Regions from separate parts of the Mus musculus genome. Here all the other regions are linked to region 6. A link is a loop called in an ENCODE intact Hi-C map of the cell type or tissue named here. Cell type or tissue: heart. All regions are shown on one strand. Region 1 holds the start of Smap2 (small ArfGAP 2). Region 2 holds the start of Zmpste24 (zinc metallopeptidase, STE24). Region 3 holds the start of Nfyc (nuclear transcription factor-Y gamma). Region 4 holds the start of Exo5 (exonuclease 5). Region 5 has its middle 7.0 kb from the start of Smap2. Region 6 holds the start of Rlf (rearranged L-myc fusion sequence).

Region 1 (5,000 bases), 200 kb after region 6:
TGTGCAGACCCACATATAGACACACATACACATAGTTAAAAATTAAAACTAAATCTTAAGGCCAACATATTGCAATGCCTCTAATCCTAGCACTCAGGAGGCAGAGGCAAGCAGAACTTTGTGAGGTCAAGGCCAACCTGGACTACAGAGTGAATTCAGGCCACCCAGGGCTATATAGGGAGGCCCTGTCTCAATAAAATCAAATAAAAATTTAAAAACGACTAAGAGAATATCAAATCTGATGGACCTGTCTTAGGAAAATACTATATGAACTTGGACGTTTATGAAAGTAAGTTCTTTGAGACTTCACTGGAATGAAAAGGTTTGGAACAGGAATAAATTATTCTGATTAATAATGTAACAAATATTTTAATTTCCCTTTATAATATATAAATATTATATATTACAATATATAATAAATAAATATATAATATAAACATTTTGAGGGGAGCCTGGTCTTGGGAGAAAGTAGAGATGAACAAGACTGCTGTCTTAGAGGCAAATAAACACTTTGTCTTGCTGGCCTCCCTGGTCTATTACTCTAGCCTTCAGAAGAATCCCTTAAGAGCAAATATCAGGAAGTAGCGTTCTCTTCCCCTTTAGCACATCCTGTTTTTTCTCAGTCTCTTTTAAGAATTTGATGAGTGAAGGGACGGAATGCATACACAGGAAGATGGCCGTGGGTTCAAGACACTATTTGTAACAAGAGAGGCTTTGGAAAATAATACCTAATAACCATTTTTAAGTAGCTGCTTATTCCATGTTACCCTATAACTGGCTCTCCCCCAAACAACCTGAGAGATGGCTCAGCAGGTGAGAGAGTTTGGTAATCTCTCATAGGACCCTGGTTCCTTCCCCAACACCCACATCACACACCCTCATCCATCAGCTGAAACTCCAGCTTCAGGTACTGCAATGCCCTCTTCTGGCCTCCTTGGACACCTACACACACACACACACACACACACACACACACACACACGCACGCACGCACGCACGCACGCACGCACGCACACGCACACGCACACGTACGCACTCACACACGCACGCATGCACACACACGCAAGTAAAGGAGGCTAGGTATGGTGGCACATACCTTTAATCCCAGCACTTTGGAGGCAGTTCTCTGTTAGTTCGAGGCTATCCTAATCTACAATATAAAGTTCCAGGCCACCAAGGGCTACTTAGGAAGAACCTGTTCAAAAAAAAATTTTTTTTAAAGGAAAGAAAAGTTCTGCCTAGACACTAGTCAGAGCGATGCTCAAAAAGGGCAGTAGTCACAGAGAAGACTAATGTATATCAGCGGCAGGAGGCATTCCAAGTTAGAAGTGATCACGAGGGAGGGTGTAATGTCTCTTTAACTCGGGTCAGAGGGTGAGTCCTTTTGTCTCTTGAAGGAAAGACTAACCTAAAGGAGTCTGGGATAGCCACAACCCTTGTATTATATAAGGATAATAAACACACATCTTATAAAGGTTGCTGTGAAGAGCATACTGTGATAATTGATAGAAAGCGCTTAGAGCAGTACATGGCACACAGTATGAGCTCTGTAAATGTTGGTCGTTCCCTTCACTTTATTCTCTTCACTCTCCTCCCTCTCCACCCGGCTTCATTCATTCTTTTCCAAGGGCACGCAGGGGGCGTGTCCTCCCTCCCGCCGCTTCCACCTAAGCCCCGCCCCCGGCTCTTCCCGGATTGGTTCCTAGGAGGCGGAGCCAAGGGGAGAGCCCAGTGCAGCGCGGTGGGCGGGGCGCATGCGCGGGTTGGGCTGGGTGGAGGAGGAGAGGAAGAGCTGCCGGAAGTAGGCGGTGGAGGTGGCGGCTGAGCTGGTCGCAGCTGCCAGGGAAACCGAGGCGGGAAGCACAGCGGGCAGACCCTCAACACTCGGGGTCAAGTGTGCGTCCCGCACGCCTGAAGCCGGGAGCTCGCTCCACCTAGGCCACTTCTGGGGTCCCGCAGCCTCCGCGAGTCCCTGCCTTGCCCGAAGCCCGCCAGGGGGCGCCGCGCTGAGGGGCTGAGGGGCTGCGGGGCGGGGGCGCTGACGGCTCTGACCCCGGGGCTGCTCCGGGCCGGGCGAGAGGACCGCCTGGGCGGGGACCCCAAGGCCTCAGCCCCGGACAGAGGCAGGGGTTCTTGGGGGGTGCAGGGGGCGCGTCGCCCTCTGCCCCCGCCGGCACCCTGGCCATGACAGGCAAGTCGGTGAAGGACGTGGATCGGTACCAGGCGGTCCTGGCCAACCTGCTGCTGGAGGAAGATAACAAGTTCTGTGCTGACTGCCAGTCCAAAGGTAACGCATCCGGGGCGCCGGCGGGGGGCCAGCTGCGGGGCGGCGGCGTGGCGATGAGCTGCGATGGCCTGAGTGGGGAGGGGGTTCTGGAGCTCAGGGCGAGTCCTCTTCGTATGACCACGCGAGCCACCCTCGCTCATGAGCTTGCTGGGTTTCCTCGGGCTTGGGACTTGGGGTTTGGTGTGGGCGAGTGTGTGTGTGTGTGTGTGTGTGTGTGTGTGTGTGTGTGTCAGCGAAGTGGGGATGATATAGTGGGGGGTGGGGTTGCCCGGTGTGTTCAGGTGAGACTGTCTATGTTGCAGACTCTGAATGGCTTCTGGGCTCGCTGTCATGCAGAGCTGGCAGCCTTTTACTTGGCAAAGCTGTGGGTGAGCTGCAGTGTGGTGGGGGTGGCGGTGGGGGTGACGAGGAGGAAGGTGAGATGACTAAGAGAAAAACTGTCGAAATGATATTTAAAGGTGGCATTCCTTGCTGTCTGCTATGTCGTTAGCAGCTCCTGTCATTTTACCACCTTGTTGAGCTCAGACCGAGTGCTTAGGTGGCTTTCTTCACCCAGGTCGTGTGCACTGAGAAACAGCTACCTTATGCAGTGACACAGTGCGGATTTCTAGGTAGTCTAGCCTGGGTTGTGGAGGCCTCATGCGTGTGTGGTGAGCGAAACTAGCAGACCTGGACTGTAGTGCAGGACCCGTTCAAGCAGGGAGAAAAGGAAGCAAGGAATTCCCCCAATTCGTTATTTCCCTGGTGATTACACCTTTAGAGAGGAAATAGAAATTGGCCACAACCACTTAGCCTTTGTTTTCTGTGTCTGTAAAGGTTCATGCTGTGTTACAATTAAAGGTCAATATGGTAGAAAATTTACTAGTGAATTCTGTACAGCTTTGTAGGTAGGAGCAGCTATAATTGGGAGGGGGTATTTACTTTAGTTCATTTCCTGAATTTGCCATGTAGCATATGGGTATAAAGTAGTATAAAGCATTCAGATGTGTGTGTGTATTAATGTTGAGAAAAGCAATAGATACTTAGCCCATACTTCATGTGATTATGGTTTATTTTAGAGTAAGGTTATGTAAGGAGGGCGCAAGAATGATGATGCATTGATTTAGACTCCTAGTAATAAATTTTAGTGACCTCTATCAGTAGGCAAATGCAGTGAACTGTCAGCAAAGCAGGTCCCCAGACTTCTCTCGAGAATTTTTGCGTTAACAGGAGTTCAATTTATGTTGAGGAGTCGAAATTTCTTGTAGCTTGATTCTTGTTAGATCTACTGGAAGGTTTGGTTTACAGTGTAGGAGCACCTTTGGTCTACTCAAATCCTCTGATGTCCTCATTGACAATTTTAAGTCGCAGCGAGGCATCCACTGAGCAGAAACCATTGTTGATGATTTTTAGAACCGCCCCCTCCCCTGTACTCATGTTGTTTGTATGCTTACTCATCCCAATAACATATACCATGGGGAAGAGACACGTTAATTTACCAGGTCTTCCTCCAAATCTCCCATTGCCCTTTATTAATAGCCTTACTAGATATAATCAGACATAGAACTTCGTTAATTCCTGATGAGAACTAGTAACTGGGGCCTGCGATAGGGCTCAGTGAATAAAGGTGCTTGCCACTAAGACTGACAACCTGAGTTTGATCCCCAGGACTCACAGGGTAAGAGGAGAGAACCAGCTCCCATAAATTGTCTCCTGACCTCCACGTGGACTCTAGTACATACATGTACAATCTCCACAAAGTTAATAATTAAGATGTAAAAACAGACGACACCAACAACAAAGCCTAGTAGCTGTCTGCCACTGATACTAAAACCTTGGATCCTGAATGTTCTGAAGTTAGAAATTCTCTTCAACGCGTTTGCCACTATTAAAAAAAGAGATGCCCACGTGTCCATTATCTTTCAGTTCTGTCAAACAGGCTTTTGCAGAGGCCTGTTTATCTAGCTGCCGAATGTTCAGCCCTGTCTGCCGGTTAACCCCTCCTTCATTCTCTTCCTCTTTTCCACTTTCAGGTTTTGTGATGAACTCGTAGGCAGTTCTCAGAGGGTAGGAAAGAGAGATATTTGCATTAGTAGATCATGACCTGCTCAGCCCTGATAAAAAGGACCAGCAGTTGGTGGAAGAGTTAGAAGACTGTTCACTGAAATAAGATTTGAGTTTGAGTTTACTTTTCTGTTTTCCTCTTGTCCTTTTCAGAAAATTGAGAGCTCACCAGACAAGGTCTGGAGAGTTCATCTATTAGTATTTAGTGTATTGATGTTGCCTGGACTACAGACCTCTAAGTGGATACTTTTGTAATGTTCCAAAATAGCTCTTTGGCAATGAATTCTCTTTTTTAAAATTTAATATTATGTTTTAATTTATTTATTTGTGTGTGTGTGTATGTGTGTGTGTGTGTGTGTCAGAGAACAACTTCCACCATGTGGGGAATGAACTCAAATGGTCAGGCCTGCTGGCAAGCATCTTTCCTTACCCACCGAGCCATCTTGTCACCTGATGTTTCTATTTATTTATTTTCAGGAAAAATTATGTTTCCTAAACGTTTTATTTTTATTTTAAATCATATGTATATGTGAGTGCAGTGTCCATGGATGCCAGGAGAGGGTGTTGATCCCTTGGAACTGGACTCACAGGTGATTAGGATTCATCTGAGGTGGGTGCTGGGAACTGAACTCAGGCCTTTTAAAGAACACTATGAACTCTGATCCACAGA
Region 2 (5,000 bases), 120 kb after region 6:
GAAGACAATAAGGAAGTTGGGTGATGTATTCGTAAGGTACAAATGAGGTAACCAGAATCTTACATAAAACAGAGAAATGCAAACACAAAAGGTCTAACGGGAACCACCTGGGATAGAATTAATTGATAACAACTAGGATCAACAAGGGCTCCACCTAAGATTCGCTTAATCTTAGAAGCCAGGGTCAAGGGCTTCGTGCCCTTGCCAAAGTTCCTATTTTAGTCTATTGTATAGTCTACCTTCCCCTTAGGCCATTGTAAATACGTGTGTATGGTTGTAACTCAGCTATAGTCTTAGAAGCCAAGTGTGAGGTCTTTACTCTCTTAGGGCAAGGGCTTTCACACCCAAGTCATGGTTCTAACTAGGGAGTTCCATTCTAGCTAACCACCTCATGAATAATGCAATACTCTAAAACCACAGCGGGATCTACTTCCTAAACCATTGTAAATTCCTGTATATGGGAGTGACTTGGCTTTTATTGATAGTGTAATACCAGAGGCTATTCTGAATGTCACTGTCTAGCTCAAGGACGTTCTAGGACTGTTGGAACACTGGCAGAAGGCTTTAGCTATGTCAGAATTCAATCTTAAAAGGCACTTATAATAAAGAGAGCACGTGGATCCATACACTAGACTAACTTGGGAATGGAAAATTAATGTATGGGTTAAAGGGAATGCCAGACTCCAGGAGGAGAGCTTCCTTGAAGCTCTTTGCCTCATGAGTGACTTTCAAGCCTCTCGGCTTAAGCTGACTCAACCAGAGTGCGTGGCAGATAATGATTGTTGACCAGGGGCTCTTGGAACAGATGAGAGCATTACACAAACAATTTCACCTGTCCCCACAAAACTTACACAAGCTCTTGCCAGATTACCCATGAAACAATAAAAATATCTTGCAAGATCTTGTGCCACCTGCACCCCACTTGCACCATTGGGGCCCCTCAATAGGGGAGGTGTCAAGCCAAGAGGGTTATGCCCCAGTGCTATTTGGCAGATGGACTGGACTCACTATCCCTCTTTTTGTAATCTTAGATATGTACATGTTACTGTAGATACTTGCTGCTTCACTGTATATGCTGTGGCCTCAATGGGAGAAAAAGCTTCCCACACCATCAAGGCTATGGAATCTGCTATGTTGGTTATGGGAGTGCCTTGGGTTTTGAAGACAGATAATGACCCTCCCTATGCATCTCAACAATTCAATGAGTTTGATGCCTCATGGAAGATTAACCACACTTTTAGGATTCCTTATAACCCTCAAGGTCAGAGGATAGTAGAAAGGTCCACTCAGACTCTAAAGGACTTGCTGACTCAGTTTACCTCCCCTGAATCCAAACATGACCTTCCCCTGGCCCTGGCAGAGGCCCATTTTCACCTAAACTTCCTCACCTTTGATCAGGGATTAAGCCCTACCTATAAACATTGGGCTTACCTACCTAGGAATACCACTCTTCCATTGGTACAATGGAGAGAGTCCCTAACATCACAGTGGCATCCACCCTTTGTTGACACAAGGGCTAGGCTATGCTTGTGTTTTTCCACAGGACTCTACAACACCATGATGGGTGCCAGTACAAAACATCCAACCAGCCATGGAAAAGGAGGACAGGGACGAAGCCTCCTCTCTGAAGACCTTCTACCTGAGGAAATGGCACTTGTTAGAGCTATGTCTCTACTTGCCTGTGATCCCTGTTTTCATGCCATTTGCCTTACACCCAATCAAGTACAAAATATTTCCCAGGCCCATGAACAAAACTCAAAGTTCAGCTAACAGTTCAATCAGTAATTTTGCTGAAAGCAAAAAATCCCCCAAAAGAACTTTTGGTTGCCAAAGAATCTGTGATCCTATATTGAAGTAATTCACTTTGTCAAGTAACTTCTACTGATTACGCTCATGCAGATAAATTTAGTCATGGTTGAGAAATTTGAAACCTTAATCTCAACATCTTTAGCATCACAATCTCACCATATTTTAAATTGGAGCTACATATTTTAATTGGAGCTAAAGATTTCGCAATTCACTATAAATAATGTTTATACAAAGTGCTATTAGTTCATAGAAACTATTAATTAAATAACATTTACTTTGTGGTCAGAAAAATTCTGGCTTCACGTTTCAAGTAAAGTCAAAGTAGTAACAGGGGCCATAGTGACCCTATTTCATTGTTGAATTCCAAGGCAAAGGTACTGAGCTGTGATGGTGTGTGGTGATGTGTGGTGGTGGTGGTAGTGGTGGTGGTGGTAGTGTGTGTCTGAAACAAGGTCTTGCTAGGCTTAAAGGCAGTGGCTACCAAGCCTGCCTGTTTGAGGTTAGAAATGCAGTCCCAGGACTCACAGGTAAATGCCTCTTCTGACTTCACTTGGGGAGGATGAGATGAAATGTGTAAATGAAAATCCTAATCACTAGAGTCATTTTCATCTCTAATATTCCCAAAACCAGAACTTTCGAAGACAAGCCAAACAACCCCAAATGCCTCGTTTGGTTAGTTATCCTGGAGATGCACATCTAACCTTTGAACGGCACTAAATAGAAGGAAGGAAAAGTTTTAGAGCCTCTCTCATCCTTCCCAGCTACTTCTAGAGGGAATATTTCTATGACCCGGCTTATCCGGTCCGGTTAAGCACCGGGGTCCATTGCCCTCTCTGGTAACCCGCCAAAGCAAAGGAGAGGCGGCGACCACACTGACGTTCCCAGGAAGAAGGCCGGAACCTTTGAATTGGATCCCTGCACACAGAATCCGGAGGGATATTTCAGGTGCACCGCTGCTCATTCTTCAGGCGGAAGTGAGGAAGGTGGGGCGTCTTATTCTAGCAGAAATAAGTAGGTCCTTGAAGAGTAAGGCTGGAGGGAATCGTGTCTTTGTGACACTTCTGGCAAAGCTGAGGGAATGGGCGTCTGAAGAAGCCCTCGGAAGGGACCCGTATTGTTGTGACACCGCTGGCACTCTCCGAGGGACGCGTGTCGCTGAGGCACCGGTGCACGCTAAAGGAGCGGGTGAGATAGGGTGACGATGGGGATGTGGGCATCGGTGGACGCTATGTGGGACTTCCCTGCGGAGAAGCGAATCTTCGGGGCGGTGTTGCTCTTTTCCTGGACGGTGTATCTTTGGGAGACCTTCCTAGCACAGCGGCAGGTGAGCATTGACGTGTCTCCCCCGGCTGAGCCCCTGGACAGCCTTAGGCCAGCCCGAGCCTCTACCCAAGCCCCTTAGTGTTTGCCCGGATGTAGCAAACCGTAACCCCCGGTGAGCTTCCTAACTTTTCCTAATGGTGACTGCCGCTTTGAGGAGTTTTTGGAAAGGCAGAAGTTGTTTGCAACGTTGTAATGGGACCCAAGCCTGTAAGCGGCTAATGAAAGGGAAGAACTGCCCTACCGCCAAACTTGAGCATGTCTATGCCTGCTTTACAGCGTCTTAAGAATCTTTGGACCGGGACTTGACCAAGCCTCGTTGGTATAGGCTTTCTAAGTGGAGGTGCTAAATTTGTAGAATAATAACTTCCCATGATATTGATGTTACCATGCTCAACCTCACTTTGCAACCGTTCCAAAGACTCGCACGCCGTTTGAAAATCCTCATTAGAGCAAATGTTGTTTGGGGCCACAATGTGTGTGTGTTTCATTAAAATTTCTCTTTGGGTTTTTTGTTTAAAACGTTAAATAGTGCAGTAGAAAAGCTAACAGTTTTCCATGGAGATAGCCATAATTAACAGTTTAATTCGAAATGTGAACGTTTTAGTGAGATGGACTTTGAAACAACAAAACAAGTTATCTGCAACATTATAATGGGTCCCAAGCCTGTTGGTGTCTAATAAAAGGAAAGGACAGCCCTGCCGTCAAACTTATGCAGGTCTATGCCTGCTCTGCAGTGTCTAAGTTTGGACAACACTCGTCTGTGTCGTCCTTGAGAACCTTCCCCTTTAACTGCTGGACCTATTTCTTGAGCTCTGCAGTCCTTTTCGTCTGCAGTTTTCTTCTAACTTACACTGTATGTGAGTTTCTTTGCCAGGCAAGTGCTCTCCCACTGAACTACATTTCCCAGCCCTTCGTGACTCTCCGGATTGCAAGTTTGAAATTTTTTTTTTTTTTTTGGTTTTTTTGTTTTTTGTTTTTTGAGACAGGGTTTCTCTGTATAGCCCTGGCTGTCCTGGAACTCACTCTGTAGACCAGGCTGGCCTTGAACTCAGAAATCCGCCTGCCTCTGCCTCCAGGGTGCTGGGATTAAAGGCGTGTGCCACCAAGCCCGGCACAAGTTTGAATTTTAAAAATCTGTCAGTGTCGGGTTATGTCTACCTCAGTCTCTTCCTTTAGTATGTTCAACGTGTTAAAAATTACTGTAGCTAGGTACTCAAAGCTTCATTAGTTCAGAATTGCATAAGTACCCTTGCTTGAAGCAAACACATAACGTGTAGTATCAAAACAGCAGGGTGAGATATTGAGTACTTATCTGACATAGTTTATTAATAGATCAAGTTGCATCTTTTTTTTTTTCCAAGACGGAGTTTCTCTTTGTTTAGCCCTGGCTGTCCTGAAGCTCACTCTGTAGACCAGGCTGGCCTTGAACTCACAGAGATCCATCTCCCTCTGCCTCCTGAGTTCTAGTATTAAAGCCATGCACCACGACCACTTGGCATTGTTGCATTGTTGTAGGGTTATAATTTAATGCCTTCAGCTTTTTGTTGCTGTTGTTGTTAACATACAACAGGAAAAGTATTTATTATAAAACTATTATAGAAGGTCTATTATACCTTTGGTATCTGTTCCTTGTGTTATGTCCCAGGGGCTGAAATTACTCTTTAGAATTTGACATAATGAGAAAATTTGTTGTAAAGATTTGATGTTTCTGTCACTCCCTAATTCTTATCTAAGTTGACCTCTAGAACCAAGTTTAATGATGATTCATTAATAAAGTATTAAATGTATGTGTTAATGTGTGTTGTGAGCATACTTCTCTTTTTTCATGCATTATTTTCTATATTGTAAGACATACCTCATACTCAGAA
Region 3 (5,000 bases), 390 kb after region 6:
AGTGAATACATGTTCTGTTGTAGAACTACGTGATCAGTCCCTTTTTTTTTTTTTTTTTTTTTTTTTTTTTTTGGTTTTTCGAGACAGGGTTTCTCTGTATAGCCCTGGCTGTCCTGGAACTCACTCTGTAGACCAGGCTAGCCTCGAACTCAGAAATCTGCCTGCCTCTGCCTCCTGAGTGCTGGGATTAAAGGTGTGCGCCACCACACCCGGCACATTATTTCTTAAGTAGGTAGTTCTTAAGTAGATATTTTCTCTACTATGTAGACTTGCATTTACTTCAATTCTAAGAGCAACCTAATTTCTAGGCTCTGAAGGGAAGCAGGGTACAGCCCCTGTAAACTGTCCATACTTAATTACAGTATAATCTCTAGTAATTTGGGCTGTTTCTATGCAATTTTTACATTTTTTTAAGTTTCTGTGTAGCAGAACACAGATTTAAAAAAAAAAAAAAAAGATTTAGCCAGGCGTGGTGGCGCACGCCTTTAGTCCCAGCACTTGGGAGGCAGAGGCAGGCGGATTTCTGAGTTCGAGGCCAGCCTGGTCTACAGAGTGAGTTCCAGGACAGCCAGGGCTACACAGAGAAACCCTGTCTTGAAAAACCAAAAAAAAAAAAAAATTATTTATTTATGTATATTAGTACACTGTTGCTGTCTTCAGACACACCAGAAGAGGGCATTAGATCTCATTACAGATGGTTGTGAGCCACCATGTGGTTGCTGGGAATTGAACTCAGGTCCTCTAGAAGAGCAGTCAGTGCTCTTAACCACTGAGCCATCTCTCCAAGTCCCCAATTTTTCATTTTTCAAAAAACATAATTTTCAAACAAATATTTGTAGACTTCTCAAGTTTTTCTTTGTTTACCTAAGTTTCCTTCCCGCCCCTTAACTGTTAGTTAGCAGAGGATTATCTTGATACCCCTTGAGTCTCAGTCACTGATTTCAAGTTATCTGGTTTGGAGGCAAGTGTCTTTACTGGCTAAACCATTTAGTTAATTTGCTTTTGAACTTTTCCTCACCCTGAGACAAGAGTTTCTCTCTGCCCTGTCCTGAAATTCACTATGCAGAGATTCCGACTCTTCTGGAACTCACTCTGTAGACCAGGCTGGCCTTGAACTCAGAAATCTACCTGCCTCTGTCACTGAGTGCTGGGAATAAAGACGTACCACCACTGCCACCCAGCTATTTTGAATTTCTAATCTTTCTAGTCATCTCCTGAGTCTTGGGATTAACTGCATGTTCCACCACACCAGGTTTTATGCCATGGTGGAGACTGAACCAGGGCTTCCATACCAGGCAAACTCACTACCAACTGAACTGCATCCTCAGGCCTGCCTCTCTTTCTTTCTGGAGCAGGAGGTCTTTCCCAGGGCCATAGGCATTTTAATTATTCACTTCACCCTCATCTACACCCACATCTCAGTCAAAATACAATTTCTTATTTGGGGTATCCAGTAAAAACAAAATTCTTTTTTTTTTTTTTTTTTTTTTTGGGCTTTTCGAGACAGAGTTTCGGTTTCTCTGTGTAGCCCTGGCTGTCCTGGAAATCACTTTGTAGACCAGGCTGGCCTCGAACTCAGAAATCCGCTTGCCTCTGCCTCCTGTCTTTTCTCTTTTCTTTTCTTTTCTTTTCTTTTCTTTTCTTTTCTTTTCTTTTTTCTTTTCTTTTCGTGTGTGTGTGTGTGTGTGTGTGTGTGTGTGTGTGTGTGTGCTGGGCATGGTAGTTTATGTCTGTAATCCCAGGACCCCGAGGCTAAGTAAGGAAGATTTAGCTGAGTTTAAGGTCAGTGTGGACTACATAATGAGCACCGGACAACCAGTTATAGACAGGCCTTGTGAAATACTACACTTCCCCATCCCCACCCCCACCTCCCCAAAATGGTTGGCTTCCATATTCAGCCTAAAGTGCCAAGATTAGAGGCATGTATTACCACACCAAGCCATACATATTGTGTTAATGTATTTGCATGGAATGCATTCGCCCATAGAAGGCAACATCTAGATGTCTTCAGTGGAAACTTCACCCTATTTTTTGACACAGGATTTCCCTGCGTAATTCTGGAAGTCCTGGAACTCGACAAGGCTGGCGTTGAACTCACAGACCCTCTTGCTTCCGTCTTCCCAGGTGCTGGAATTTCAGTTCTACCGCGCTGGCCCCAACCTATTTGTATAGACTGGGCCTCCCACTGAACCAGGAGCTTGCTTATTTAGCTAGGCTGGCAGGTTTCTTTTCAAGCCTTTCAGGTATGGGAGACTACTGTGCTAGTGGCTTATGGAGTGTTGGGGGGGCTAATGCAGGTCTTAATGCTTGTAGGAAGCACTTTACTGAGCCACCTCCCAACTCTTTAATTTTTTATGCCAATTTTTAAAAAAAATATTTATTATTTTATGTAAGTACACTGTAGCTGTCTTCTGACACACCAGAGGGCATCAGATGTCATTACGGATGGTTGTAAGCCACCATGTGGTTGCTGGGATTTGAACTCAGGACCTTCAGAAGAGCAGTCAGTGCTCTTAACCACTGAGCCATCTCTCCAGCCCTTTTTATGCCAATTTTAACGTTTTAAAATGTCACCTTTTTGGTTGTTTGGAAATTTTATTTCTTCACTTACTGGTGTGTGTGTGTGTGTGTGTGTGTGTGTGTGTGTGTGTGTGTGTGTGCGCGCGCGCGTCGCACATTAATGATCAGAGTTCAGCTTTCAGGACTCTGTTCTTCTGGTCCATCCTGGGTTCCAAGAATCGAATTCAGGTCGTCCGGTTTGCTGAGCCCCAGGCGGCTTTTTAAATTTTCCATGCCCGCGAAGTTCTTCTCTCCCTACCATTCATTTCCTTGAAGAACAAAACACGGAAAACTATTTCCTAAAACCCAGAAGCGAGCGCATCCTAGCTGAGAGCTTCAAGGATATAGAACGTCCTCGGAGGTCACCGAGAAACGCCTCCCGCGCCCCTGGGAAGGGGCGGGGCCCCAAAAGTCTCCGCTCTCACTATCCCGCTTGGCCAGGCAAGACAATTCTCGCGAGACTTCAGGCACCTCAGCCGCTGCGCACTACGCGTTGCTGGGAGTCGAGGCGCGGAGTGGGGGGAGGGGCAGGGGAGACGGTACAAACGGCGCGGCCGCCATCTTGTTTGCGCCCCCGCTCCGCACGCGCTCCGGTTTTTCGTGACGCACGCTTCCCCCTCCCCTCCGCCGCGCCCGGGCCTCTGCATTGCCCGACGGCGCAGCAGCGCGGGGGCGGCTGCTTTCTTCGCTGGACGCCGGAGTAGAGGCCTGTGAGTGTATGAAAGCTTGGGTGAGGAGGGGAGAGAGAGAGGGGGCGGCCGGCAGTGAGGGCGGTGCTTCCCGCCAATGGCGGAGAGCTCCCTTCCCTCTGCGGCCGCCGCTGCACTTCGGTCGGCTCTGCCGCCGCCATGTTATGTGTTCGCCGGGCCCGCCGCTGTCGTCGCGGCTGCGCTCGCGGGGTCCGTGCGCCTGGGCCCGCGGGCTTTCTCCCATTGGCGGAAGGCGACGGCGGGGGGGCTCGCTCGTGATTGGTCGGCGGCGGGGAGGCCGCGGACCTGGCACCTTATTGGTCACGCCGGCTCCGGCCTGGGGGGTGATGAAGGAATTGGCGGCTGTCGGGATGCTAGCTGCTCAGGCTCTGGCGGCAGGGCGACGGTCCCTCTAATGCCAGCGTGGCGGGGAGTCTCCGGGACGGAGCCGGAGGCCCAGAGGAGAAAGAGAGTGGTAGCCTGGCGTGTGGCCTGCAACGGGGAGGGGTCACTACTAATACCAGAGGCACGGTCAACTACAAGATGGGGTGTGCAAGCCCCTGCTTTGTAAACACGGAACAGAAGTGTCTTCGAGACCTAGGGGTGCTAGACTTGGAAATTGATCCAGCTTGGGAATGACCCTGAGTAGAAGTCTGAGTGCATGGTATGGAAGTAGTGGGAGTGAGGACCAGAAGGACAGAATCGGATTAGGGAGCCTGCTGTAAGAATTTGGGTTTTGAAACCCGGAGGATTAGTGTAGAACTCCAGACTCCATTCTGGGTTCTGAAATGGAGAGTGGGAAACAGGTAAACAGCCGGATCCCACTGGACAGGTGTATCAACTTTTAGAGGCTGAATGCCATTTTAACATTACATTAAGTAGAATCAGAAAGTCAGCTGTAGAATGTATTTGCATAATTGGGAAGTTGGGGGTTACAGGATTTGGGATCATGCTAGTTTTGAGATGTTATATATGAAATTTTCACTGGTCTAAGAAGAATATAGGATCAGAGCTTTGTGCTTGCTAGACAAACATTCTACCAACTGAGTTACCCCACTTCCCCCTTAAAATTGATCTCTCTTAACTTTCAGTTCAGAGGGCAGGTGAGACAAACTCAGGAGTAATAGACCTTGTTTCGCGTGCTTACCTGGGTGTATGAGTATATTTTACAGTCACACAGATATTGGCAGTGCCATCCTCATTCTGTGAGGGAACAAGCAAGAGTTTGTAAGTTGCTGGAGTCAGGTGTACTGTCCTTGTTGTGGGAGCAGCCGTGCAGATTAGGGTGAGAGGGTTGCTTGAGCCCAGGAATTTGAGGTCAGCCTGTAAGATGTGAGACTCTAAAAGGAAGACAAAACCACGAGGAATTTGGTTAAGTTCACAGCTAGTAAGTGACAGCCCAGATCCAGACACAGATGGGATTCTCCATCCTTACACTGCTTTTAGAGTTCCCACTTCATATCCTTCCTTCTCCTCCTCTTCTCTGTCTTCCTCTTCCCTCTTTACTCTTTCTTTACCTTTTTTCTTTTGAGGCAAGTTCTCCTGTAGTCCAGGCTACTCTTGCTTGCTCTGTATGTAGCTGGTAATGACCTTTCACTCCAGATTCTTCTAGATCCACATCCTAACTGATGAGATTTCCCAGAGAGTCCCACCACTCTGGGATCTTGGAGCTCTTAATTCTTTTTTATTTTGAAATTTTTATTACATTTTAATTTATTATGTACATGTGAGTGTGTGAGCCATAGTATTCTG
Region 4 (5,000 bases), 290 kb after region 6:
TATTAGGAGGCAGCTCTCAGGTGGGTTCATCAGTCTCAGAGGTGGAGGTCAGTGAAGTCACACACCCAAGCTAAAGCAAGGAGGTTTTATAGAGTTTGGTCAAGGAATGATGACAGGCCAGCTAGGAGCTGAGATGGTGCCCATACATGGTCACCTTGGGTGGGCACTTTTGGATGGGCTGCCAGAAACGGAAATGAGGAGTGATGTCAGCCCAGGGTTTTCTCCAAGCAGATGGGTGGTGTCTTAGTCAGGGTTTCTATTCCTGCACAAACGTCATGACCAAGAAGCAAGTTGGGGAGGAAAGGGTTTATTCGGCTTACACTTCTCAGAAGATTACACTTCTCAGAAGATGCCACCACAATGATGCTGGTCTCTTCTTAATCACCGCTAATTTCTTAGCTCCAGCTAACCAGCATCAATAGTCCCAGTAATGCAAAGTTTTTGCTTTAGTAGTTCAGGTATCTTGTTAATCACAGCTGATTCTTCAGCCCCAGCTAACCAGAACTACAGAATCTTCACAATCAAAACAGCAATGGTCCTGAAAAGAGTCTTTAATTTTCCCTCTGAAATTTCACAAGCCAGGCCTCCATCTTCTGCACTGTTCTCAACATTATCTTCCAAGCTCCTACAAAACATCTGACAGAGCTCTTAACACCGAATGGATCTTCTAGCCCAAAGTTCCAAAGACCTTCCACAGTCCTTCCCAAAACATGGTCAGGTTGTCACAGGAATACCCCACTCCTGGTACCAATTTGTCTTAGTCAGGGTTTCTATTCCTGCACAAACATCATGACCAAGAAGCAAGTTGGGGAGGAAAGGGTTTATTCGGCTTACACTTCCATGCTGCTGTTCATCACCAAAGGAAGTCAGGACTGGAACTCAAGCAGGTCAGGGAGCAGGAGCTGATGCAGAGGTCATGGAGGGATGTTCTTTACTGGCTTGCCTCCCCTGGCTTACTCAGCCTGCTCTCTTATAGAACCCAAGACTACCAGCCCAGAGATGGTCCCACCCACAAGGGGTCTTTCCCCCTTGATCACTAATTGAGAAAATGCCTTACAGTTGAGTCTCATGGAGGCATCTCCTCAACTGAAGCTCCTTTCTCTGTGATAACTCCAGCTGTGTCAAGTTGACACAAAACTAGCCAGTACAGGTGGGGTTGGGGGAAGAGGGCAGATGAGGTTTCCCTGCTTGTGCCGTGGAAGAGCAGGGATTCTAGCCTAACAGCAACCCTTTTAGGGGTCCCATATCAGATATTTACATTACGACTCATAACAGCAGCAAAATTACAGTTATGAATTAGCAACGGAAATAATCTTGTGGTTGAGGGTCGGCAGAACATGAAGAGCTGCATTAAAGGATCACAGTATTATTCCTAACCTTGTCTCACCTTCCAGGTGAGAGCCGCTGCTCTAGCAAATCTGTACTCATCTCTATCCATTTGTAGCTACAATGACATTCTAAAACACACACCCAACTACATTGCTTAAAATCCTTCTGTTGTTTATGATTAAGTGAAGATAAAGATCATTGTGGTGGTTTGAATATGCTTGGCCCAGGGAGTGGCATTAGGAGGTGTGGCCTTGTTGAAGGGTGTCACTGTGGGGGTAAGGCTTTTAGACCCTCTTTCCTAGATGCCTTCAGATCAAGATGTAGAACTCTCAGCTCCTCCAGTGCCATGCCTGCCTGGATGCTGCCATATTTCTCACCATGATGATAATGGACTGAAACTCTGAACCTATAAGCCAGCTTCAATTAAATGTCCTTTATAAGAGTTGTCATGGTGTCTCTTCACAGCAATGGAAACCCTCAGACAATAATTGTCTTAAGTGCAGACCCATTGGTACTATTTCTACCCAAATATACTTTGGTTTTGTCATAAAGATGTTATGGTCCCCAAATATCCATTCTTATTACTGGATTCTCTTAGGGCCTAACACTAGGTTCTAGTAGGATTAAGAGACTAGACTCAGCCACTCATCTTCAATATGCCCTTAATGAAAGAAAGGGGATTTATTCGATGAGGTCACTTTGGAAAGAGGAACAAACACAGAGGCCTAATGATTTCCAAGACTGTCTTTGGGGTTCTGACATGTGGTTTAGGTTTAAACAAAGCAAGAGGGATGTACAACTAAGCAGATCAAGGAACAGTCCTGTCCACAGTTGTCTCAGCTTGTGTCTTCTGCAGAGTGGTCTGACAAGCTGTAAGGATCCTATGAAGTCTCTTCCTGGGAGGTAAGTTCTCCTCTGAATGGTGGGTGGCGGGGGGGGGGGGGGGGGTGGGGGGGTGGGGGGGGGGGTTCTACTGCTTCCATACTGCCAAAGGGAGGGGCACAAGTGCTTCTCTTTTATCTTTGCTCCCACTGTGATTGAAGATAGTATTTCATGGGTTTTACTCCACATTTGGAAATTTCCTCTTTTTTTTTTTTTTTTTTTTCCTACGCAAGTTCCTTGTTTGGAATCTGTTCATCCTCCCCCTGATACAATACACTTTATAAAACCCTGATTCTGGTGAACCCCTTAAACTGGTGACTGAATTAACTAAATGAACCTAACAGCTAGGCTTTATCCTTCTGGACTTTAGACTCAAGTCTAGAGTCCCAGCGCTGAGATTTTTGGTGTGGGTCACCATAGATGCTGGGAAGTATTTTTCAAAGGCTCAGAGGTTAAGAGCACTAGCTGCTCTTACAGAGGACCTTAGTTTGTTTCTCTGTGCCCATGTGACTCAACCCTTCTGTAACTCTGAGGCCCTCTTCTGGCTCCCGAGGGCACCAAGAAGATATGAACCACAGACATGCATGCAGGGAAAACATTCATACACATAAAGGAAAAAACAAAACATTTTTTTTAATCTTTAAAAAGAATCTGGGCATAAGGGCACAATGGCTTGTAATTCCAGCACCGAAAAAGCAGAGGCAGGAGTAACCCAAATTGGAGGCCAATAAAAAGGATAAGAAATAAATAAAATAAAATAAGACACTGACAACTGCCAGCGTCTTTGAAGCTTGAGTTCATGATTGTTCACTAAGCTGGGAAAGCTGATGTCAGGTGCTAAGATCCGGATTCGGGCTCCAAGGGTGTCAGAGGCCAGCTGCACTGGGGACAGCGAGACGACCACCATGACCGTCCTCTCACCGGGCGGGCGTAAGAGAACGAGACGGTAACAGCCTGCACTAGGCACTGGTGGATAAGGAAATACAGCGGACTGCAGACGCCCACTCAGCCCCAGTGTCGCGAGAACCAGGGGCCTGGTGGGTGGGGAGGGGTGTGACATGAAAAGGGGCGGGCCTCCAACCGCCGCCGGGAATTCTGGGACAGGGGTGAAGAGCTAAGGGGCTGCCCCTTTCAGGCACGCCCCTCATTCGGGTTTTTGTTCTGTGCATTTTGGGCCCGCGATTGAGTCTTTGCGCTTGGGCACACCAGGGGGACTGGGGCTGGGGGCTGAGTGGAAAGCACACGCCTGCCTGCGTGGAAGGCCTGTAACGAGTCAGGACGCAGAGGATGAAGGCAGCAGCAGGCAGCCGGAAGCCATCAGCAAGGCAGGGCCTCCGACCTCAGGCTGCGGCTGGGAACCTGGAGAGCAGAACTTACCGCCTGGAGACCTTACCCTTGGAGAGGCCAGTGTTAGGAGGATTTATGACACGCAGCTGCCCTAGCAGTGTGACTCAAGTGGAAACACCATAATGTGAAGGAGTGGTCAGGTGAAGAGAACAGAAGTCCACATTCCATCATAGCAAGGTGCCTCCCCATCTCCCCTCGTTTTAATACATGCTCTTCCCTGTGAGGAGGGAAATCAACTAAGGCCCAGGTGAGTACGAGTTGCCTCTCTCCTGAACTTTTCAGAGCAAATAGATACATAGTAGACCCATCAATGCCTTTGGAAGGAAAGCCACATTTATTGTGTGTTAGTTAATATCTGTACTGTTTTAGCTCTGTGGGCATTGAAGGATTAGCTTACCAGTATACATTTTAAAGATGTGCCAGTCTCATCAGAGAATTTTTGAAATGTGCCCAAGATTATTCAAGAAACAAATAGCAGAACCGGGCGTGGTGGTGCACGCCTTTAATCCCAGCACTCAGGAGGCAGAGGCAGGCGGATTTCTGAGTTCGAGGCCAGCCTGGTCTAGAGTGAGTTCCAGGACAGCCAGGGCTACACAGAGAAACCCTGTCTCGAAAAACCAGAAAATAAAGAAAGAAAGAAACAAACAAACAAATAGCATACCAGCAAATTCTACTGGACGTTTCAAGATTAGATTCAAAATCTGTATCTTCAGGATCCCTAGACTCTTGATGCCGATCTGGTATTTTCTGAACATCTATCTCATTTAATTTTTCACCTAATAATTTTCAGCTTTATCTGTTTTAAAACTTTTAAAACATATATTCATATATAAAATATTTAATATGAATATTAGTAGATATTTCTATATCTTTAAGAAGTCAAGGGGGCTGGAGAGATGGCTCAGAGGTTAAGAGCACTGACTGCTCTTTTAGAGGTCCGGAGTTCAAATCCCAGCAACCACATGGTGGCTCACAACCATCTGTAATGAGATCTGATGCCCTCTTCTGGTGTGTCTGAAGACAGCTACAGTGTACTTATATATAATAAATAAATAAATAAATCTTTAAAAATAAAAAAAAAAAATAAAAAAAAAAAGAAGTCAAAAGTCTGCCAGGCAGTGGTGGTATAGCCTTTAATCTCAGCAGCTTGAGAATAAGTTCTAGGACAGCCAGAGCTACACACACAAAACCTGTCTCTCTCTCTCTCTCTCTCTCTCTCTCTCTCTCTCTCTCTCTCACACACACACACACACACACACACACACACACACACACACACACGTCAGAAGTCTAAAAAGAAAGTCATAAAATGAGGCTTTTGATGGATGATATAGCAGCTTTACAATTAATCTATGGTATATCCAAAAACGCTAGTCCAGGCAGCAGGTAAAGTTCATTATGTCATCCTTTCTGAACTTCTGTATTTAGCAGCATAAAAGTGT
Region 5 (5,000 bases), 190 kb after region 6:
CCACGGAATTCTTCCCTGGTCCTGAGCCAGTGCCGACCACCTGCAGGGCGGTTGTCCTCCCTCTGTTCTCTGGTTTCCTGTCTCTCTAGTTGTTTCTCCTTGGAGTTTCTCCTTTGCGCACGCTGGCTTGGCTCTTGCTCAAAGGCCTGCCCTGCCTTCCTCTTCTCACTTGCCATGTTCTTCCAGAACCATGTATGTATTGGTTGTTTTGTTTTGGTCATTTTTTTTAAATCATTTTGTGTGTGTGTGTGTGTGTGTGTGTGTGTGTGTGTGTGTGTGTGTGTGTGTGTGTATGAGAGAGAGAGAGAGAGAGAGAGAGAGAGAGAGAGAGAGAGAGAGAGAGAATATAGAGTCAGTTCTTTCCTTCCACTTTTATGTAGAAACTCAGGTCACCAGACTTGCATAGCAGGTACTTTTACCCCAGTGGCCTTATATATTGGCTGTTTGCTTGTTTGTTTTGTTTGTGACAGGTCTCATGTATCCTAGGCTGGTCTCAAACTGACTATGTAGTTGAGGGTGACCTTGAACTTCTGATCCTCCTGCTTTTGCCTCCTGGGTTTTGGGATTACAGACATGCACCACAAGCCTGTTTTATAAAGTGCTGGCTACAGAACCCAGGGATTACCCAGGGCTCTGAGCATGCTAGATAAGTACCCTACCCACTGAGCTATACCCTCAGCCCCTCTCCCTGGGCCATCTTATCCACCCCATTGACTTTAATTACTGGTTGTTTTCCGCAGAGCCCCAGACCTACTTATGCAACTGTCTTTGGAATGTTCCACACACATCACCAACTCCCCATGTGCAGAATGAAATTATCTTCTTGCCCACAAACCCACTCTTCCTCCTGTGTGACCTACACAGCTGGTGGCTCCACCCTTTGCCCTATTGGTTCAGGCAAATACATACACATATCTTCTGAGCCACCCTCTCCTCTCCATCCCTACTATATCATCCTCTTTAGCTTATATTATTGCATGTTTCCCCTCCCCCTGGAATAGAATCTCAGGTTGGTCACTCTGTGGGACGTTTGGTCAGCTGGTCCTCCTGCTTCCTCCTGTTCCTATGGAATCACCACACAAACCCAGGGCTTCGTGCATGCTAGGATAGCAGTGTATTAACCGAGCCACAGCAGTGCAACCTGCTCCTTAGACTCTCGGTGTCCATTTTATCTGTCTGCAGCTTATGATTCTTTCTCAAGATGTTAGGGATAAATCCATTTCTCACCCTTTCTAAGTTTCTAGAAGATTCCTACATTCCTTCATTCAAGGTGCCCTTCTTCACCTTACATCTCTCTGACACTCTTCTACAGGAAGATCTTTTAAAATTTTGTTTTTAGGGCTGGAGAAATGGTTCAATGGTTAAGAGCACTGGGTCTGGGTTCAATGCCCGGCACCCACATGTCAGCTCACATCCATAACTCCAGTTTCAGGGGATCTGACACTCTCACACCAATGCATGTAAAATACAATTAAATAATTGTGAGAGTAAAAACATTTGGGTACCTGTTACAGACTGAAAATAGGCTCAAGCCAACACAGGGCTCAAGAGTGGACAACCCATTTTTATTTTTGGCTTCCATTGAGGGAATTGAAGGGATAGGTGTGCCACATGATCAATTTCAAAAGCGTTTTCTCTCAGAGAATGTTCTGACCTTTTGATCGTACTAACAACAGATCCCTGGCCTGTCGCCTCAGCTTTCTCTCTAAGGCATTCTCCTGATGGCCAGGCCTTCATTTAAATTCAGTCCCAGCCATCAGCTCCTAGGCTTGTTGGTTTGCTTTTTGAGCTGTGGTCTTGCTATGTTGCCCAGGCTGGTCTCCAGCTCCTGGGCTCAGGCAATCTTCCTGCCTCAGCCTCCAACATACCTGGGACTACAAGCTTGCACTACCATGCTCAGCTTTGGTAAAGCAGAATTACTACTGTGTATCATAAAGCAGATGCAAGATATTTTACATCCTTAATATAGTGTGTGTGTGTGTGTGTGTGTGTGTGTGTGTGTGTGTGTGAAGGTCATAGGAACTCCATCATGTGAGTTCTAAGGGACTGAATTTAGTTTGTCAGGCCTGGTGTCCAGCACCTTTACCTGCTGAGCTATCACTGCTCCGAATGTGAACTTTCAAGTACATTACTTGACCAAGATGTGGTTGGTGCTACACACCTGTAATCTCAGCACTCAGGAGATGGTAGAGACTGGAGGATCTGAAGTTCAAGGTCACCCCCTGCTATATGAGTATTTGAGACCGTCCTGGGTTAGACACTTTGTCAAAAACAAACAAACAAACAGGAAGCCACATGTTTTCTAGTGAAGGCCTTCAGGAGGGGTTACCAGGATCGCCAGCCTATGAGTCAACACTTGAATCACAGAAATCAATTGGACACACCGTAGCTTTTTGGAGATGAATAAGGCTAACCTCCTTTAACAGAGGTCAGTGTGTTAACCTGCGGGCCCTACTCCAGAACAGCGTGAGCCTACAGCCAGGTCAGAAGAGGCCTGGGAAGCTGCATTCTCTCAAACTTCAAGAACCAAAGAACAGTGCTGCTGCCAATGGATGACACATCTGTTTCCTAGGAAGAAACAAAGCCACAACAGGACTGTGCAGTAGGTGTGCATGGTGATTTGCAAATCTGGGCCACTTCCTGTTCTGAAACCAGTTGTGAAATTTGTTTGGGCAAGTTGCCCAACCAGGGAGTCAAGGGAAGTTGCCAACTTGACTTCTGGCCTAAAGACATTCTTTGCAGGTCTATTGGGCCCCACTCAGCTGAGTATTTCAGGAATATGGCAGCTAAAGAAAGGGCTCGAGGTTGGGTGTGTAACAGCCAATCATCGTCACTGGTGAACAGAGTCAGGTGAAGAAACTTCCCTTTTCTTAAACATTACCCATCTATCGATCTCTCTATCTCTCTATCTCTCTATCTCTCTATCTATCTATCTATCTATCTATCTATCTATCTATCTATCTATCTGTGTGTATGTTTGCAGTGTGCGTAGGGGACACATGGGTGCCACAATGTGCACGTGGAGGTCAGACGACAACTTTCAGGAGTCAATCCTCCCCTTCCACCACGTGGTTCCTGAGGATCAAACTTGGCTCATCACATTTGGCAGCAAGTGCCCTACCTGTTGAGCCATGGGGCTGGCCCAGTTGAGCTTTCGTTTGTTTATGGTCTCTGTCTCTGTCTCTCTCTGGATCTGGAGAGAGAACTCCCACTGCTGACACGTTCCCAGGTGATGCTGATGCTGCTCATCTGGTGGCTAAGGATCTCTGAACTTGAGCAAGGCAGAGTAGGATGACACCACCCTGATGCTGATGGCCTTGTCAGGGAGCTGTGTCAGTGTGAACCACTGCCCTGCTTCTGAATTTCCTGTTCAGTGAGAATAAACTATTATTTGTTTAAGCCCAGTTGGATTGATTATCACTTCCATTTAACAGGTTTCTGAACTTGGAGCTGGGAATGTAGCTCAACTGGTATAGTTTTTCCTGGTATGGACAACGCACTGGGTTTGGTGTCCAGCACTGCGTAATAAGCCAGCTTTGGTGGCTCACATTTGTAGTCCTAGTATTCGGGAGACAAGGAGCAGGAGTTGGAGGTCATACTTGGGAAGCTAGTAAATTCAAGGCCAGCCTGGGCTACTTGCGACCCTGTGTTTCAAAGCAAACAACAAATAAAACCCAAGCCCAAAATGAAATAAATCACTCAAGAGGACCGGTGAGAAGCCTCAGTGAGTAGAAGCGCCTGCCTTCTAAGCCTGGCCACTTGAGTTCAATCCCTGGGACCCAACCTAATGGGGGAAGGAAAGAGCTGACTCTCAAATTGTCCTTTGACCTCATTTAAAAATCATTTTAAAAACAATTCAAGGGGACTGGAGAGATGCCTGAGCACTTAAGAGCACTGGCGAGGACTGTGCTACAATTCCCAGCACACACATGGTGGCTCACAACCACCTATAACTCCAGTTCCAAGGGACCCAATGTTCTTTTCTGGCTTCTAAGGGCATCAGGTATACAAATGACACACACACATACAGGCAGGCAAAGCACTCCCACACATAAATTTTTTAAAGAAAAAACCTTAAACCTCAAGACTCAATGTACAGGGTTTATAACGTCAGCCAGCCAGCACTGTCCACCCACCCCCACCTCTATGTACTTGACCCCCTCCACTCCACCCCCCTCCTTTGAAGTAACTATTTTCAACTCTTAAGGAGCTTGCTTTTGTAATTGAGGGGTTTGACTGAACAGCATGTTAAATTACCCTGATTTGCCCCCCATCTTTGTTTATCTCTGGTCCATTCTTCATGACCTTCACCTTGGGCTCGACCATTATGTAACTGGGAAGAGACGTTATCTCCGTTTTCCATAGTTGGTGTATCTCTCTGCATTGACTGTTTTTTTTTTTGTTTGTTTGTTTGGTTTTTTTTTTTTTTTTTTTTTTTGGATAGTGTAGGCCCAGGAGGTGGTTTGGGCAGGAGCCAATCAAGCCCATGGCCAATGTGAAAGAGGCAGCTGAAGAGAGTTCTAAGAAGAGCCCTGCTGTGCTGTTATCTTGAGGCCAGCATCAGCAGAAAGCTGTGACCCTCAAACTCTGGGGCAACAGGGAGGGTTCTGGAAGATCTCCTGTAGTGGTGTGAAAAGGTCCTTGAAGGAATGCTGTTGTCAGCACAGGAAGGAAATGCCTCTGGCAGCAGGAAAAACAAGCAGAGAAACCAAGTAACTCAGCATTGCTTTGTTTTCCTGCCTGTGCCCATTGTTGACTAATGGCTGAGCACAACCAGAACCTTGCCTTCCAGGGATCTGTCTGATGCTCTCCACTGGAGTGACTCTGGGGCCCAGGGAGGGATGAAGGGCAGATAGAGTGTGGGGGGCATTAGAACATAGCAACAGGGGGAGCTACAATTTTGAAAGCAAGAACAGAGAGAAAAGAAAAGAAAAGAAAAGAAAAGGAAAGAAAAGAAAAGAAAAGAAAAGAAAAGAAAAGAAGGGAAGGGAAGGGAAGGA
Region 6 (5,000 bases):
CCACTACTATAATGGGGCTAATTTCAGAGATGAGCTGGAGCTTTCTGTTTCCAATGTTTGAGTAGCTCACAAAGTCTCTTAAGCATACCCAGGCCCAAAGTCTGTTGTCTTAAAAACAAATTCCTCTAGAGGTCAGTTCTGATAAACTCCTTGGTCAAGCTAACTGTACCTTGGGAGAGTTAATTATCAAAACAGATGGGCACTGAGTCTCAGGGAGGTAAAAATAGATAATAGATAAATGGATAGATGGATGGATGGATGGATGGATGGATGGATGGACAGAAGAACAGAAAGATAGACTAGATAGATAGATAGATAGATAGACAGACAGACAATTTTTAAGAAACATCTTGACCATTCAACAGTGCCCTAGAGTCTCCCTGTATCTTATCTAGTATGCATTCTCTCCTTTCTCACTTTGTAACAACTTGAACAAGGCTTTTTCCCCCTAAGAAGCTTGATGATTGTCCTTTTATTGCTGTGATCCATTCAATATCCAAAATTGACTTGGAGAAGAAAGGGTTTGTGTGGCTTACATGTCCCAGTCCCAGGTGATCATTGAGGGATCTATTCCTGCACAAACATGACCAAGAAGCAGTTGGGGAGGAAAGGGTTTATTCAGCTTACATTTCCACATTGCTGTTCATCACTGAAAGAAGTCACGACTGGACCTCAAGCAGGTCAGGGAGCAGGAGCAGGAGCAGATGCAGATGCAGATGCAGATGCAGATGCAGATGCAGAGGCCATGGAGGGATGTTACTTACTGGCTTGCTTCCCCTGGCTTACTCAGCCTGTTCTCTTATAGAACCAAGACTACCAGCCCAGAGATGGCACCACCCATAAGGGGACCTCCCCCCTTGATCACTAATTGAGAAAATGCTTTGCAGCTGGGTCTCATGGAAGCATTTCCCCAACTGAAGCTCCTTTCTCTGTGATAGCTCCAGCCTGTGTCAAGTTGACACAAAATTAGCCAGTACAGATGCCATAGCAGTAACTCAAGCAGGAGCAGAGGCAGGAACTGTGGGGAAAACGCTTCTCACTGATTTGCTTCTATGCTCAGATGCTGTCCCTTGCTTATCCCTCCCAGTACCATCTGCCCAGGGGTAATACCACCCACAGTGGGCTGGGCCATCCCACGTCAGTCAACAAACAAAACATGTCATGGACATGCCTACAGGGATCAGTGGGATGGAGGCACCTCTCAGTTGAGGTTCCCTCCTCCCAAGTGACTCTGGTTTTGTATTAAAGTCACAAACAACTGACCAATCAGCACAATGGCTCATATTTCATGGAGGGGAAAGCAACATTTAGGTCATAACTCTCAAATCTCCCATTATCAAATTATACATTTACCTTCATCTAGACCCATTGTTTATAGAGTTCCTCCAGTTGAAGTGAGGGTATCCCTCATTTGTATACTAGACCAAACATCTTATGTTCTGGATTTTATATATATATATATATATATATGTATATATATATATATACATATATATATATATATATAATGTATGTGTATATACACACACACACACACACATATACATATACACACACACATATATACATATTTTTTTCTTGTTTTCACCACTTCATCTACTGGGCTCCAGCCACACCATTTTGCCATTCTCCCTTTTCTTCTCTGTTCTTCTTTGCATTTCTTTCTTGTCCCCTCCCACTAATACCTGGAACTCATGATCCTCCTGTCTCAGTCTCTCAAGTGCTGGATTACAGTGGCTTTGCCTTGGCTGTCCTGGAACTCGCTCTATATACCAGTCTGGCTTCTAACCCACAGAGATCCAGCCTGTCTCTGCACACCTCCAGTCGCAGCACTTGGGAGGCAGAGGCAGGTGAACTTTTAAGTTTGAGGCCAGCCTGATCTGCAATGTGAGTTACAGGACAGCTAGTCCTACACAGGGAATCCTTGTCTTGAAAACAACTTTTTAAAAGTCCCCCCCCCCCCCTTTTTAGTAGAATCGTCTCAACGCCATATATTTTGACCAATCCTTTTTCCAGCGACTAGTAATGCCATTCCCATTTTAAACCAAATTCCCTTCAGTTTGTTTTCAGGTCGGCCTAACAATCTTTATTTTCCTCCAACCGGGGATGCTTTTCTCCGAGCTTCTTTCTGGGCTGCCTTTCCCTTGCTCTTCGGTTCGCTGCTCCGCAGACATCTCTCTCATATCTCCATTGTCTCTAGGCCCTTTGCGCTCCTCGACTCTGAAGGGCCTGTAGAACCCAGGGCCGCTAGAATCTCGCCGTTGCTAGGCTGTTGCTAGGGCGGTTGCGGTGGAGACTTCTGAGAGGACCAACATTCGGCGTCCTAGTGACGGATAAAGTTGGCGCCAGCGTCGCCAGGGGGGTGCGTCACTAACACGGGCGATTGGGGGCGGGGCCAGGCGGAGTCACGTGGTTTGGTTGCCTACGCGCTGCTGGGCCGTGGGAAGATGGCGGACGGAAAGGGAGACGCCACGGCCGCCGCCGGGGCCGGGGCTGGGGCTGAGGCTCCGGCGGTGGCGGGAGCCGAAGTCGAGACTGAGTCCATGGCTCGGGGTCATCGCCCTGCATCTCCGGCGTCGGGAGCGCCGGGCCTACGACCGTGTCTCTGGCAGCTGGAGACCGAGCTGAGGGAGCAGGAGGTGTCCGAGGTCTCATCTTTGAGCTACTGCCGGAGCTTCTGCCAGGTGAGGGGTGGACTAGATGGCCGAGGGTGGAGGGGCGGGGAGGCCGGGAGAAGAGACTCGGGATCCGCCTCAACAGCCGGGGGCTTCGCGGGGAAAAACGCCACCCCCGTATCTCGCCGCGCCCCCGGGCCGGGCAGGCCCAGCTCTGCCGTAACCCGACTTCAGTCACTGCCCGGGCGGATTGCGCTGGGCGGTCCTGAGCCCAGAGAGCTCCCTGCAAGGGCTGTGCCCTGTCGCTGTTGCCTGGGTCCTGGCCGGGTGGTTGGAGCGCCACTGCCCCCCTGAGGGATCGATTGCCAGTTCCTGCAGGGAGATGCTTTTTTTTTTGAGTGGTGTGCTGATCTCCAAACTGAAAAACCTTGTTTTTCTGAACAATCAGGAGAGGTGGGCTCTGACCAGAGACTTATCTTTAAAGTCACATCTTTTGGCTTCCCTAAGATACGACGGTTGGTCTTGGATGGCGTCTGGAGCTTTCTGATTAGGGAATACTGAGCCGGTTGATTGGTTTTTGTGGGGTGTTTGTTTGTTTGTTTGTTTTTGCCACTGTGGGCGGGTGTGAAAAGATATGTTTATGCCATTCTTTGACCTGTTTTGTATTCATCTGCTGGTTGTACTACTAGGAATGGAGCCTGGTAGCTCTGTAATGGAGATTAGTCTGAGTGGAAGAGGTCGGGAGAGAGATATAGAGAATGGCCTCTTTGGCAGTCGGGTGATTGATCGTTTCTGTGCGGGTCCCAATCTGTGGGGCTACATGCTGACAGATGTGATTTTAAGTTTGGTCTCCGTGACCACGTTGCAGTTTTTTTTCTATGTTTTCGAGTGTCTTCCAAGTGTAAATGCTTGCCGTCATTGTTTCTGCATCTGGTACTTAGACTATCAGGTTTCTGCCATCCCTTTGCTCCTCATTTGGAGTACCTTAGAGAATAGAAAATAATCGAGGTATGTTGGTACGTGGACTCTTAATGAGCAATTGAGTGCTGAAAAGATTGTGGAGTTAGAAAGTTGTAGTTGGAGTAGTGAGCAATCTGCTTTGTTGGTCCTGGGCAGAATTAGTTGTCTCTGTTGAGTTCATTTGTATCCCACTCTTTGACCCAGAACTTCGTCTATTTGGAATTTTTCTCTGCTAATATTTTCTATACATTAGATCATGTCAGTTCTTGTGTGCACAATCGTCAGCATTCTCATTATTGTCTACTAATAATGATCACTCTTATTTAGGGCAGGCATGTATTCCACAGATTTTTTCCAACCCTTAGAATGGTGCCAGGAAGACTTATGGAAGTTGAAGGGCGTCTTGGGCATTATAATGGACTCCCAGGCTAGGCTTACAGTGTGATATTCCTCTCTCAAATAGACATTTCATACCACCCCCCAAAAAGAAATGACAGAATTAATTAGTGCAGTTTTGGTAGTGATGAGAAAAAAATGTCACGCAGAGGGTGTAAGGAGACTTCATGGGACAGCCTAGTGAGAATGACAGAAAAAAAATGGATGTAATGTGTGTTGAGAACTGGGAGAAGCCACTTTGGGTAGGGTAGAGCCTCAGACTTACAGGATATAATTGAATCCTAGGAGGGCCTGGAGCAAGAGTGACAGAGGTAGAGATGAGAGGGAACACAGAATGCTGTGGGACAGGAGGGAAGTAATTGCAGGGAGAGTGGAAGTAGGAAAACAACTGTGGATTTTGAACAGAGCTTTGAAGTTTACATTATCTGCCAGCAAAACATTAAAGGGTGACTGTAGCCAGTCAGATCGGATTGTCAGAATATACTGTACAGAAGTAGTGTGGGAAAATTGGACCATTAATTAGACTAGTTGAATAGTTTTCTTGGTTCCCTCTTTCCCCCCTCTGTGTATCCTTGGATGCCCAGGAACTAACTCTTTAGACCAAGCTCACCTTAAACCTCCGCCTGCCTCTGCTCTAGAGAACTGAGATTAGATATGTGTCACCGGTGCCTGACATTGGTTCCACATTGGAAAGGCAGAATACAAAATCTTTTATTGTATGACTGAATCAGAAGATGAAAAGCTGGGAGCACATAATACATAAAGATTGGTGGCTGGTAGTGCATTAAAGAAAAGGGCTGACTGTGCTCCTCCAGTGGTCACTGTTACAGATTGTTCTCAACAGGTATTCAGAAATATCATCCTAGCCTGAGTGTGGTGGGACATACTTTAATCTCAGCATTCTTGAGACAGAGGTGGGGCAAGTGGGCCTCTGAGTTTAAGGCCAGCTTGGTCTATGTGGTAAGTTCCAAGCCATCCAGGTCTATACAGTAAGACCTTATCTCAAAGAAAAGAGAAGAAATGTTATAA

Evidence for each region. Peaks named below come from ENCODE experiments on the same cell type or tissue, not always from the same donor. Only the 100,000 strongest peaks of a DNase experiment are listed, where the experiment ranks them.
Region 1: a loop joins it to region 6, with 2.4 times the contacts of the local background. A loop is called at or near these places in 4 of 42 quality-filtered maps.
Region 2: a loop joins it to region 6, with 3 times the contacts of the local background. A loop is called at or near these places in 16 of 42 quality-filtered maps.
Region 3: it touches region 6 in a loop (4-fold over the local background); 2 of 42 quality-filtered maps call a loop at or near these places.
Region 4: it touches region 6 in a loop (2.9-fold over the local background); 2 of 42 quality-filtered maps call a loop at or near these places.
Region 5: a loop joins it to region 6, with 3 times the contacts of the local background. A loop is called at or near these places in 8 of 42 quality-filtered maps.

What each region holds. Positions count from the first base shown.
Region 1 is chr4:121,014,036-121,019,035 of GRCm38, reverse strand. It overlaps Smap2 (small ArfGAP 2), which reads left to right and starts at 1,789. Exons shown (of 10, transcript NM_133716.3): 1 at 1,789-2,287. The coding sequence starts at 2,185. In heart, a CTCF peak has its summit at 1,974 (motif pointing right); a DNase peak (open chromatin) is centred at 1,745; H3K4me3 peaks cover 2,738 bases; H3K27ac peaks cover 1,838 bases.
Region 2 is chr4:121,096,010-121,101,009 of GRCm38, reverse strand. Zmpste24 (zinc metallopeptidase, STE24) reads left to right here and starts at 2,800. Exons shown (of 10, transcript NM_172700.3): 1 at 2,800-3,133. The coding sequence starts at 3,011. In heart, no CTCF peak of the experiment used is centred here; a DNase peak (open chromatin) is centred at 2,929; H3K4me3 peaks cover 1,810 bases; H3K27ac peaks cover 1,117 bases.
Region 3 is chr4:120,823,799-120,828,798 of GRCm38, reverse strand. Nfyc (nuclear transcription factor-Y gamma) reads left to right here and starts at 3,058. Exons shown (of 10, transcript NM_008692.4): 1 at 3,058-3,269. In heart, no CTCF peak of the experiment used is centred here; DNase peaks (open chromatin) are centred at 3,028 and 3,548; H3K4me3 peaks cover 2,296 bases; H3K27ac peaks cover 2,715 bases.
Region 4 is chr4:120,923,316-120,928,315 of GRCm38, reverse strand. It overlaps Exo5 (exonuclease 5), which reads left to right and starts at 3,311. Exons shown (of 2, transcript NM_028457.2): 1 at 3,311-3,805. In heart, a CTCF peak has its summit at 2,757 (motif pointing left); a DNase peak (open chromatin) is centred at 3,225; H3K4me3 peaks cover 1,694 bases; H3K27ac peaks cover 1,435 bases.
Region 5 is chr4:121,021,742-121,026,741 of GRCm38, reverse strand. No RefSeq gene overlaps it. Among named protein-coding and RNA genes, the nearest start is that of Smap2, 7.0 kb to the right of the region's middle. In heart, no CTCF peak of the experiment used is centred here; a DNase peak (open chromatin) is centred at 2,641.
Region 6 is chr4:121,212,519-121,217,518 of GRCm38, reverse strand. It overlaps Rlf (rearranged L-myc fusion sequence), which reads left to right and starts at 2,435. Exons shown (of 8, transcript NM_001346660.1): 1 at 2,435-2,684. The coding sequence starts at 2,448. In heart, a CTCF peak has its summit at 2,964; a DNase peak (open chromatin) is centred at 2,368; H3K4me3 peaks cover 2,672 bases; H3K27ac peaks cover 1,683 bases; H3K27me3 peaks cover 15 bases.